2 separate regions of the Homo sapiens genome follow, and region 2 is linked to region 1. Evidence: read pairs that join two places in POLR2A ChIA-PET (ENCODE). Cell type or tissue: HepG2. All regions are shown on one strand. Each heading gives the region's core, and the rest is flanking DNA. Links, peaks and the distances in the headings are about the cores only. Region 1 overlaps ST6GAL1 (ST6 beta-galactoside alpha-2,6-sialyltransferase 1). Region 2 holds the start of ADIPOQ-AS1 (ADIPOQ antisense RNA 1).

What was found. ChIA-PET counts read pairs that join two places held together with the same protein. Peaks named below come from ENCODE experiments on the same cell type or tissue, not always from the same donor. Only the 100,000 strongest peaks of a DNase experiment are listed, where the experiment ranks them.
Region 2: POLR2A ChIA-PET joins it to region 1 with 12 read pairs; 4 of 35 experiments call an interaction of 5 or more read pairs at or near these places.

What each region holds. Positions count from the first base shown.
Region 1 is chr3:187,039,813-187,044,139 of GRCh38, forward strand. ST6GAL1 (ST6 beta-galactoside alpha-2,6-sialyltransferase 1) reads left to right here. Exons shown (of 8, transcript NM_173216.2): 4 at 2,842-3,498. The coding sequence starts at 2,892. Among named protein-coding and RNA genes, the nearest start is that of RPL39L, 98 kb to the right of the region's middle. RefSeq lists an enhancer at 2,022-2,091. In HepG2, for the core only: no CTCF peak of the experiment used is centred there; DNase peaks (open chromatin) are centred at 279, 1,199, 1,689 and 2,169; H3K4me3 peaks cover 3,102 bases.
Region 2 is chr3:186,858,680-186,863,151 of GRCh38, forward strand. It overlaps ADIPOQ-AS1 (ADIPOQ antisense RNA 1), which reads right to left and starts at 2,689. Exons shown (of 4, transcript NR_046662.2): 1 at 2,554-2,689. RefSeq lists an enhancer at 2,201-2,495. In HepG2, for the core only: no CTCF peak of the experiment used is centred there; a DNase peak (open chromatin) is centred at 2,322.

The DNA.
Region 1 (4,327 bases), core at 57-4,056:
ACTTGGAGCCTCAACCAAGGGTGGTGTCAAGGGACCACATGAGCCCTTATGTGAGATTTCAGATGAGTGCCCTGAGGCCATGACAGAGCACAGGCTGTGAAGGCTGAGGCTGTCTGATGGTTGCAAGACTGTCGCTAGACCCAGCTGTTTGGAGGAACTCTTCTTTCCTGGGAAACCACACCTTGGAGAGTAGGTACTGGGCAGCTGCTGCCTGAGCCTCCACTCCTGTGACAGTGAATCAGGCCCTTCCTGCCATCTTGTTTCATTCAGACATGTGAAAGTCAGGTTCTAAGTCCACTATTTCCAAATCACTCATGCAACTTTGAAAATTATTTGTATTTCCAAACCTCACTATACTCAGCTATAAATGGAGCTCATAAAATCTGCTGTGCTTATCTCACGGGAGTATAATAGGTCTGTAAAACCTTACCAATACGGAAAGTACCTGAGTGTTACCACTCAGTGCACAGCAGGGATGGCAGGTGCAGCACTGATGGTGAAGGTGGCTTGTCTGCGACTGTCTGACAGACGAAGTTGCCTCTCTAGTGACCTTGAGTCCGACTTGATCACACTGACTTCTCACTGTCCCTTATCACAGATGCATGTCCTTGGGTGGAAAGATGATGAACTTTTAGAGTCAGACAGACCTGGGCTGGAATTCTGGTTCTAGAACTGACTTGCTGTTGACATTGGAGAAACCCTATAACCTTGCTAAGTCTCAGTTTTTTCCATTTCCTAAAATAGGATTGTCAATATCTCTATCATAGTGTTGTAGTAAAGGTTCAATGAGATATTGCAAGGAAAGTGACTACCACGTAGTAGGCCCTCCTTAAATGCTACTTTCCTTCTTTTCTCTAGTTCTTCTTCAGTTGTCATATGGTCATGTGATTACCTGTGTTGGGTGTCTGCGGAAATTGAATTCCTTAGTTTCTGGTAATACAACAAGCTTCCACCCTTCACTTCATGATCTTCTATCTGAATTCTTCTTCCACTGTGTACATTTAATCATTTCCACAACTTCAGCAGCCCAAGATAGGAGCCCATCGTTCCCAGAGTCACTGGTTCCTGAGGTCTGGGATGGTGGAAGCACTGCTTTGGTTGGTACTGCCAATGGATTCCAGGAATGAGCTGGATGTCAGTTCATGGAGAATTCCCAGGGAAGAGCCTGGAGCTCAGGGCTGCTGAGTCATGGCTGTGGCTTCACACTGCTGTCTTCACTACCCGTATCACCTCCACATGGCCCCCAGGCTGAGCTGCTGCTCTCCTGTCTCTGTTCAGAATACCTTCTGTGCCTTTTTGCTTATCTAGTTCAAATCCAATGAATACCATGCTCTTGTTTTGCCCTCCCAACACTCTGCAAATCACATAGGGCAGAGATAATTATTCTGAAAAACTCAGGGGCAGAAATATTAAGTGACCTGCCCAAGGTCACCAAGAATGGGGATAAGAACCCAGGTTTTGTGAACACCCAGTCCAGTACTCCTACTACCTTTTCCTGATATCCTTAGGAGCGGGATCCATGGGAAGGGACCTCAGACCCCTAGTGGGTTAGCAAAACCCCGGAGGTGATTGCTTTGATTTATTATTGTAAATAAACCCAGTGATTGGGGAAAGAATGTAATGTTTTCCAAAAGATACAGACATTATTTGAGTTCAAAGTGCTTCCAGTTTCCATTCAGTTACACAATAAATTCTGAGAAAACAAAGTAGGTGTTTACTCAGAAATAAAGAGACTATTCAGTCTCTATTTGCTCAGTGAAATCTATTTTCCAGAGCTTCTTGCAGTTCTGTGCATGTTGTACTGGAAAGGACATGGGTTATGGAATCAAATCCACTTCGATTTGAACCTCAGTGCAACCATTTCCTCAGCTCTGTGAGCTTGGGCACTTCCCTTGACTTCTTAGAGCCTCAGGTTGCTAATCCATAAAATGGAGATTATAACACCTTTGAAGTGAACCCTGTACAGGTTAGGAGATGCCCTTCGTATTAGACTATGCTATGCGTGGTGCCCCCAGAGTTGTGTCTCATGGTGGCCCTGGTTATGGTGAAGTTAAGTGAAATAACATCTAGCGTGCTTAATGAATTTTTGTTTCCATTTCCTTAGTTGGCTACATGTCTGCTATCTTACCCAGAATTCCTAGCCTCTATCATGAGGTGAGTCAGCTTCCTGTCTCAGCAGTGCTCTTCTTGCAGGGCACTGCACAAAACTGTGGTGGAGATAACCCTCGATCTTCTCATGCAGGAGTCCAGCATCGCAGCCCTTAGAGAGATACATCAGAAATCTATGGCATCATCTATAACGAGAAGTCTTTTTCTGGCCATTTTGAAGGGGTGTTGGGCCACTTACTATTTTAGGAAGTTTAGGTCTGGTGATGTAAAACAGTCAGCCTGCTTTTTTTTATTCTATTTTTTTTTCAAGCATGCATGGCTTCATTTAACAAATGTTACAAGGCCCTAGGAACTGAGTGATTTGCAAGATGTGGTTTCTGACTTCAAGAAACTCAGAGTGCAGTCAGAGAGGTAGACCAAGGCAACCAGAAACTAATATTCAGCATAGAAAAAGTAATGATGGGAGGACATATAAAGTGTTCATGGCTCAAGAGGAAGAAGGGAGTGGAAGAGTGGAAGAGGAAGAGGGACTGCTGTCCACGTTCAAAGCCCAAATTGAGTCTGACTTTTGTCGAGAATTGCTTAACAGGCTGCAGAGGTGGCCAGGAGGTAGACCAGGGCTGGAATTCAAGTCACCTCATTTCAAATCTATTGCTCAGTCCATCGCTCCGCCTCATGCCACATTGGGTTTTTCTTTACATCATTTGTTTTTCCTTGTCTCACTTTTTTTAGGCTTGTTTTCCTGCTCAGAACAAAGTGACTTCCCTGAACACATCTTCATTATGATTCACACCAACCTGAAGAAAAAGTTCAGCTGCTGCGTCCTGGTCTTTCTTCTGTTTGCAGTCATCTGTGTGTGGAAGGAAAAGAAGAAAGGGAGTTACTATGATTCCTTTAAATTGCAAACCAAGGAATTCCAGGTGTTAAAGAGTCTGGGGAAATTGGCCATGGGGTCTGATTCCCAGTCTGTATCCTCAAGCAGCACCCAGGACCCCCACAGGGGCCGCCAGACCCTCGGCAGTCTCAGAGGCCTAGCCAAGGCCAAACCAGAGGCCTCCTTCCAGGTGTGGAACAAGGACAGCTCTTCCAAAAACCTTATCCCTAGGCTGCAAAAGATCTGGAAGAATTACCTAAGCATGAACAAGTACAAAGTGTCCTACAAGGGGCCAGGACCAGGCATCAAGTTCAGTGCAGAGGCCCTGCGCTGCCACCTCCGGGACCATGTGAATGTATCCATGGTAGAGGTCACAGATTTTCCCTTCAATACCTCTGAATGGGAGGGTTATCTGCCCAAGGAGAGCATTAGGACCAAGGCTGGGCCTTGGGGCAGGTGTGCTGTTGTGTCGTCAGCGGGATCTCTGAAGTCCTCCCAACTAGGCAGAGAAATCGGTATGTTCTGGGGTTGTTCTGTGAATGGCAGTGCTTATTGGGACTGGCTGGGCATATTGATGGTATGGGAGACAAGTGGCCCAAGTGTGGCTCAGCGGACCAGTGGAGTGGGCCCAGGGCAGTGTTTTTTTCAGAGTCACAAGTGACACAGAGGGAGTTGAACAGATGGCGCTCTAGGCCCCCGCATCTTTTATCAATTAGAAGAGCTTCATTATTGTTTCCTAATATTTTTAGTTGATATATAATAATTAGATATATTTATGGGGATATTTTGATACGTGTATTCAATGTGTAATGATCCAATCAGGGTAATTAGAATATCTATCACCTTGAACATTTATTGTTTCTTTGTGTTGGGAACAGAATAGTTTTATTTTCATCTGTTTTAAATATTGGAATTGTGTAGAAGATTTCATTTGAAAAAGAGAGTTCCGCTGCTACCAATAATCAAAAGCCTACAATTGACCTTTGAAAAGACTTGAAGCATAGATCTGCACATCATTTCCAGGTTCTGAAATTCTGTTGTTTTTCCTGATTAGTGGAGGACTCTATTGGCCTCAACAACCTGGGTAATTTTCAGCTTTTCTCTTTGAAAAGATTTAATTGGGTCAGTAATTCTTAACTGGGGGCTATGGACCAACTTCAGAGGGTCATGAATCCCTGCAATTGCGTGCAAAACTGTCTGTGGATTAGGTGTGTAGAATGTATGTGTATGCGTATAAGTGTGTCCGTGCATTTTTCCAGGAAGGGAGTTTGTAGACTGCAGTTTATTCTCTAAGGGATCTGTGACCCAAAAAAGTTTCAGAGTCACTGGTCACAACATATTAAT
Region 2 (4,472 bases), core at 166-4,165, 180 kb before region 1:
GCAGTAAACCGTAGAAGGCTTATAATCATATTAGTACCTCTATCCACTTTCTTTTATGTTGTAGTTGTCATATATATTACATCTATATACACTGAAACATTATAGGCAATGTTATGATTTTTGCATTCGTCAGTCATATATATATTTTAAAGAATTTAAGAGGAGAAAAATACATATTCAGATATTCATCATTTCCTTTGTTCTTTATTAATTTCTAATGTTCTGTGTTTCTCTCTGGTGTAATTTCTCCTCAACCTGAAAAACTTTATTGAGCATTTATTTTAAAGCAAGTCTGTTGATGATGAATTCTCTTAGTTTTTCTTCATCTGAGAATGCCTTCATCTTTTCTACATTCCTGAAATATATTTTTACTGGATATAGAATTCTCAGTTGACAGTTCTTTCTTCTAGCATTTTATTTTATTTAGTTTATTTTTTTCAGTGCATTAAAGATGTTTCTGTCTTCTGGGACCCATGGTGTGTGTGTATATATATATATATTTTTTTTTCTCTTTATCTCAAAGGCTCTATGGTTTCAGATGAGAAACCTGCAGTCATAGTTTTCCCTTATGTGTAATTTATAATTTTTTCTTCCAGCTGCTTTCAAGATGCTTTCTTTACCTCTGATTTTCAATAGTTTGATTATGATGTGTCTGGGTGTTTTCAACTTTCACCCATTTTAGGGTTCATTAAACTTCTTGAATCTATAAATATAGGTCTTTCAGCAAATTTAGGACATTTTCTGCAGACATTTTTTATTTTTATTTTTGAGATTTGAGTGTTGCTATGTTGCCCAGGCTGGTCTCAAACTTCTGGGCTCAAGTAATCCTCCTGCCTTGGCTTCCCAAAGTGCTGAGATTATAGGTCTGAGCCACTGGATTTTCTCACCCTCAGAACTGTGAGCCAACAAATTTCTGTTCTTTATAAATTGCCCAGTCTGTGGTATTCTGCTATAGCAGCACAAAATGGGCTAAGATACTGGGCCGACCAGATTCCTCCAGGAATACGAATTAGGATGGATGTAAAACATGCAGATTCAGGACTCATGGGTCCTTCTGCCCTGCAGTGTAGAACAAGAAGAGGCCCAGCTGTGAGAAAGGTAGAGGCTTTGAGAGAAACAGAATTGAAAGTCAGAGAGAGAGAGAGAGAGAGAGAGATCTTGGATGCTTTCTACTTTTTGGTTCAGTCCTTCCTGAGATTTAACTATATCCCAACCCACGGGGGCCGTAAGACACCAGTTCCTGTATTTTTATGCCATCTCTCCTTTTAATGTGAGTTAGCTTGTATTTATTTTATGTACATCTAGAAAGTACACAGGGGGCTGAGCGCAGTGGCTCATGCCTGTAATCCCAGCACTTTGGGAGACCAAGGTGGGCAGATCACTTGAGGTCAGGAGTTCGAGACCTGCCTGACCAACATGGTGAAACTAAAAATACAAAAATCAGCTGGTTGTGGTGGCGTGCACCTGTAATCCCAGCTACTTGAGAGGCTGAGGCAGGAGAATCACTTGACCTGGGAGACAGAAGTTGCAGTGAGCCAAGATAGTGCCACTGCACTTCGGCCTGGGCAACAGAGAAAGACTCTGCCTCAAAAAAACAAGTAAATAAAAATAAAAAGTACACAGGGTTGGAAATTAAACTGTGACTGTGCCCAGGCACCAAGCTCAGGCTCAGTTAGGAAGAAAACTTGGCAACAGGATAATAGAGTCAAGTCATTAGGCACCCATAAGATTACACCTAAAACCCTAGCTTCACTTACATGTATTTTATTAGCAATTAACCTCCTAGCTTAGAAATCCCTTGTGGACAGAGACTTTGTATTTCATCTTTGAATTCTTTACAAAGATCATTGATTTATTCAGTAAATATTTATTGTCTATTTTATACTGGGTACATCATAATCTTAAAAATAGAAATAATAATATAATTATCATTTTGAAGTAGCTGCTTGAAATACATTATTTTATTTACTCTTTACAACATCTTGTACATTAAATATCATTGACCCCATTGTTAGATAAGAAAACTGAAGCTTAGAGAAGATAATTAACTGGCTCAAAGCTGCAGCTAGTAAATTGTAGAGCAAAGATTCATAGCCAGAGCTGCCTGATACCAAAAGCTATGCTGTTATGAAAAATAAACCCCAATTTCATTGGACTTTTTTTCTTTATAGTTTCAAGACATTGGGGGATAGAGTTATACAACCTGTAGCCTTAATGTTAGCAATCCTGTAAATACCGGTAATGGAAGAACTTGCCTTTGTAAAATGAGTCATTCAATTTGTTATGTGGCAGAAAGTCCGGTTGTTTAAAGAAAATATGATGAAATGTCTCACTCATCTTTCACGTGGGCAAGTTCTGAGGACTGCACTGAGGTTCTTTGTAGTGTGGTGCTAGAAAATAAGGGCCTTCCAAAATAGTTTGTTCATGCCAGCTGAAATAGCTTAAGTCAATGCTCAACCTTTCTTTATCTAAAAAATTCTATAACTTAAGGCCAGGCACGGTGGCTCATGCCTGTAATCCCAGCACTTTGGGAGGCCGAGGCCAATGGATTACCTGAGATCAGGAGTTTGAGACCAGCCTGGGCAACATGGTGAAATCCCGTCTCTACTAAAAACACAAAAACTAGCCGGGCATGGTGGCTGGCGCCTGTAATCCCAGCTACTCAGGAGGCTGAGGCAGGAGAATCACTGGAACCTGGGAGGCGGAGGTTGCCGTGAGACAAGATAGTGCCATTGTACTCCAGCCTGGGCAACAGAGTGAGACTCCATCTCAAAACAAAACAAAACAAAACAAACAAAAAAAACTATAACTTAAAGATAGAATGTTATTTCCCTGGTATGATAAAGAATAACAAATTGTAAATAATATCCAACATTATAATTAATAGCAAAACACTAAATAAATCCCCATTAAAATTGGTACAAAACAAGGGTGCTTGCTTTCACCATTCTAACTTTAACAATGTTCTGGGAAATTCCGTTGATTTGTCCTCTTATCTTTGAACTTCCTCTTGTTTTATTTTATTCATGTTCTTATCACAGTCTTCCAAAAACAGGAATTCATGGAGAGTTTTGTGGGTTTTTCTAAATTTTGGTATATATATACATATATATAGCAAATATAGATAATGTATGTATAGCAAATATATTTATATATATATATATATATTACATATATATATATTTCCCAGACTGGGTTCTTGGCATGTTGTTCATTTCTTTTTTTTGTTGCTTTTCTGTAGTATACCTGGCTGATCCAGCTTGCTTGTGTTGAACGTGGGTCTTTCTAGACTTTGTTTGCTCTGATACAGTGAGCATGACTGCCATCTCTGATACTTGCATGTCTCACCTCCCAGCCACAGAGCAAGAGCTGAAATCTCATTTTCTTTCCACTTTTCTGAGACGGAGGGAAGAGAGAATAGAAGCAGACTCTGGGGATTGTGCAGCCTTTGTTGGGTAACCTGGCTTTTACTCTCTCTTCTAAAATGCTGTTAAATGTTTGGTACCACAAATTAACCCATCTCGTTGGCCATGCATCCTATTCCCATGGTGGAATACCTCTAGGTCCACAGGTTCCTAGTAACCCCTAGGAACCATCAGCTCTTCCACAGAGATCTTGAGATATGCTAGTTTGTACTCTGACAGGAGTCTGTACTCTGACAGGTTTTTTCTAGACTTTTCCTTGGGATACTTACTTACCTGTTGAGTCTTCTTTGCCCCAGGTTGAGGAGAACTCACAGGAATTTGTCCAATCCTCTTCTTTTTAGTATAGTCTTGGTGGGTGGGAGGCTACAGTGATATTAGAAGCCTTGCCATGCTCTGGCAGAATCTTTTGTTTCCTTCCTCAATAGCCATGTTTTGAAGTCTGTGACTTGTCATTACACCCTTTTCTTAATTTTGCTTCTGGTGAATTTTCAGGGGTGTTAATGTTTTTCTTTTTTGATGGTCATTTGAAAGAGCACACAGGTGAGACTGTATAAGATTTTTAAAAACAGTAATTTAGGTGGGATAGGCAGCTAACCTTGCTAGGTACTGAAAACATATTACAAAATCATAGCAGTTAAAACAGAGTATCCTGGCTCAGGCGCGGTGGCTCAAGCCTGTAATTTCAGCACTTAGGGAGGCCGAGGTGGGTGGATCACTTGAAGTCAGGAGTTCGAGACCAGCCTGGCCAACATGGTGAAACCCTGTCTCTACTAAAAACACAAAAATTAGCCGGGCTTGGTGGACATGCCTGTAGTCCCAGCTACTCAGGAGGCCGAGGCAGGACAATTGCTTGAACCTGGGAAGTGGAGGCTGCAGTGAGCTGAGAATGTGCTGCCGCACTCCAGCCTGAGCAACAGAGTGAGACTCTATTTCAAACCCCCACCGCGCCCCCCCAAAACAGAGTATCCCTAGCATAAGAATAGACAGACAGGTTAATGAAAGATAAGAGTGACCAGAATTAGACCCTAAGATATGTGGAACTTTAAT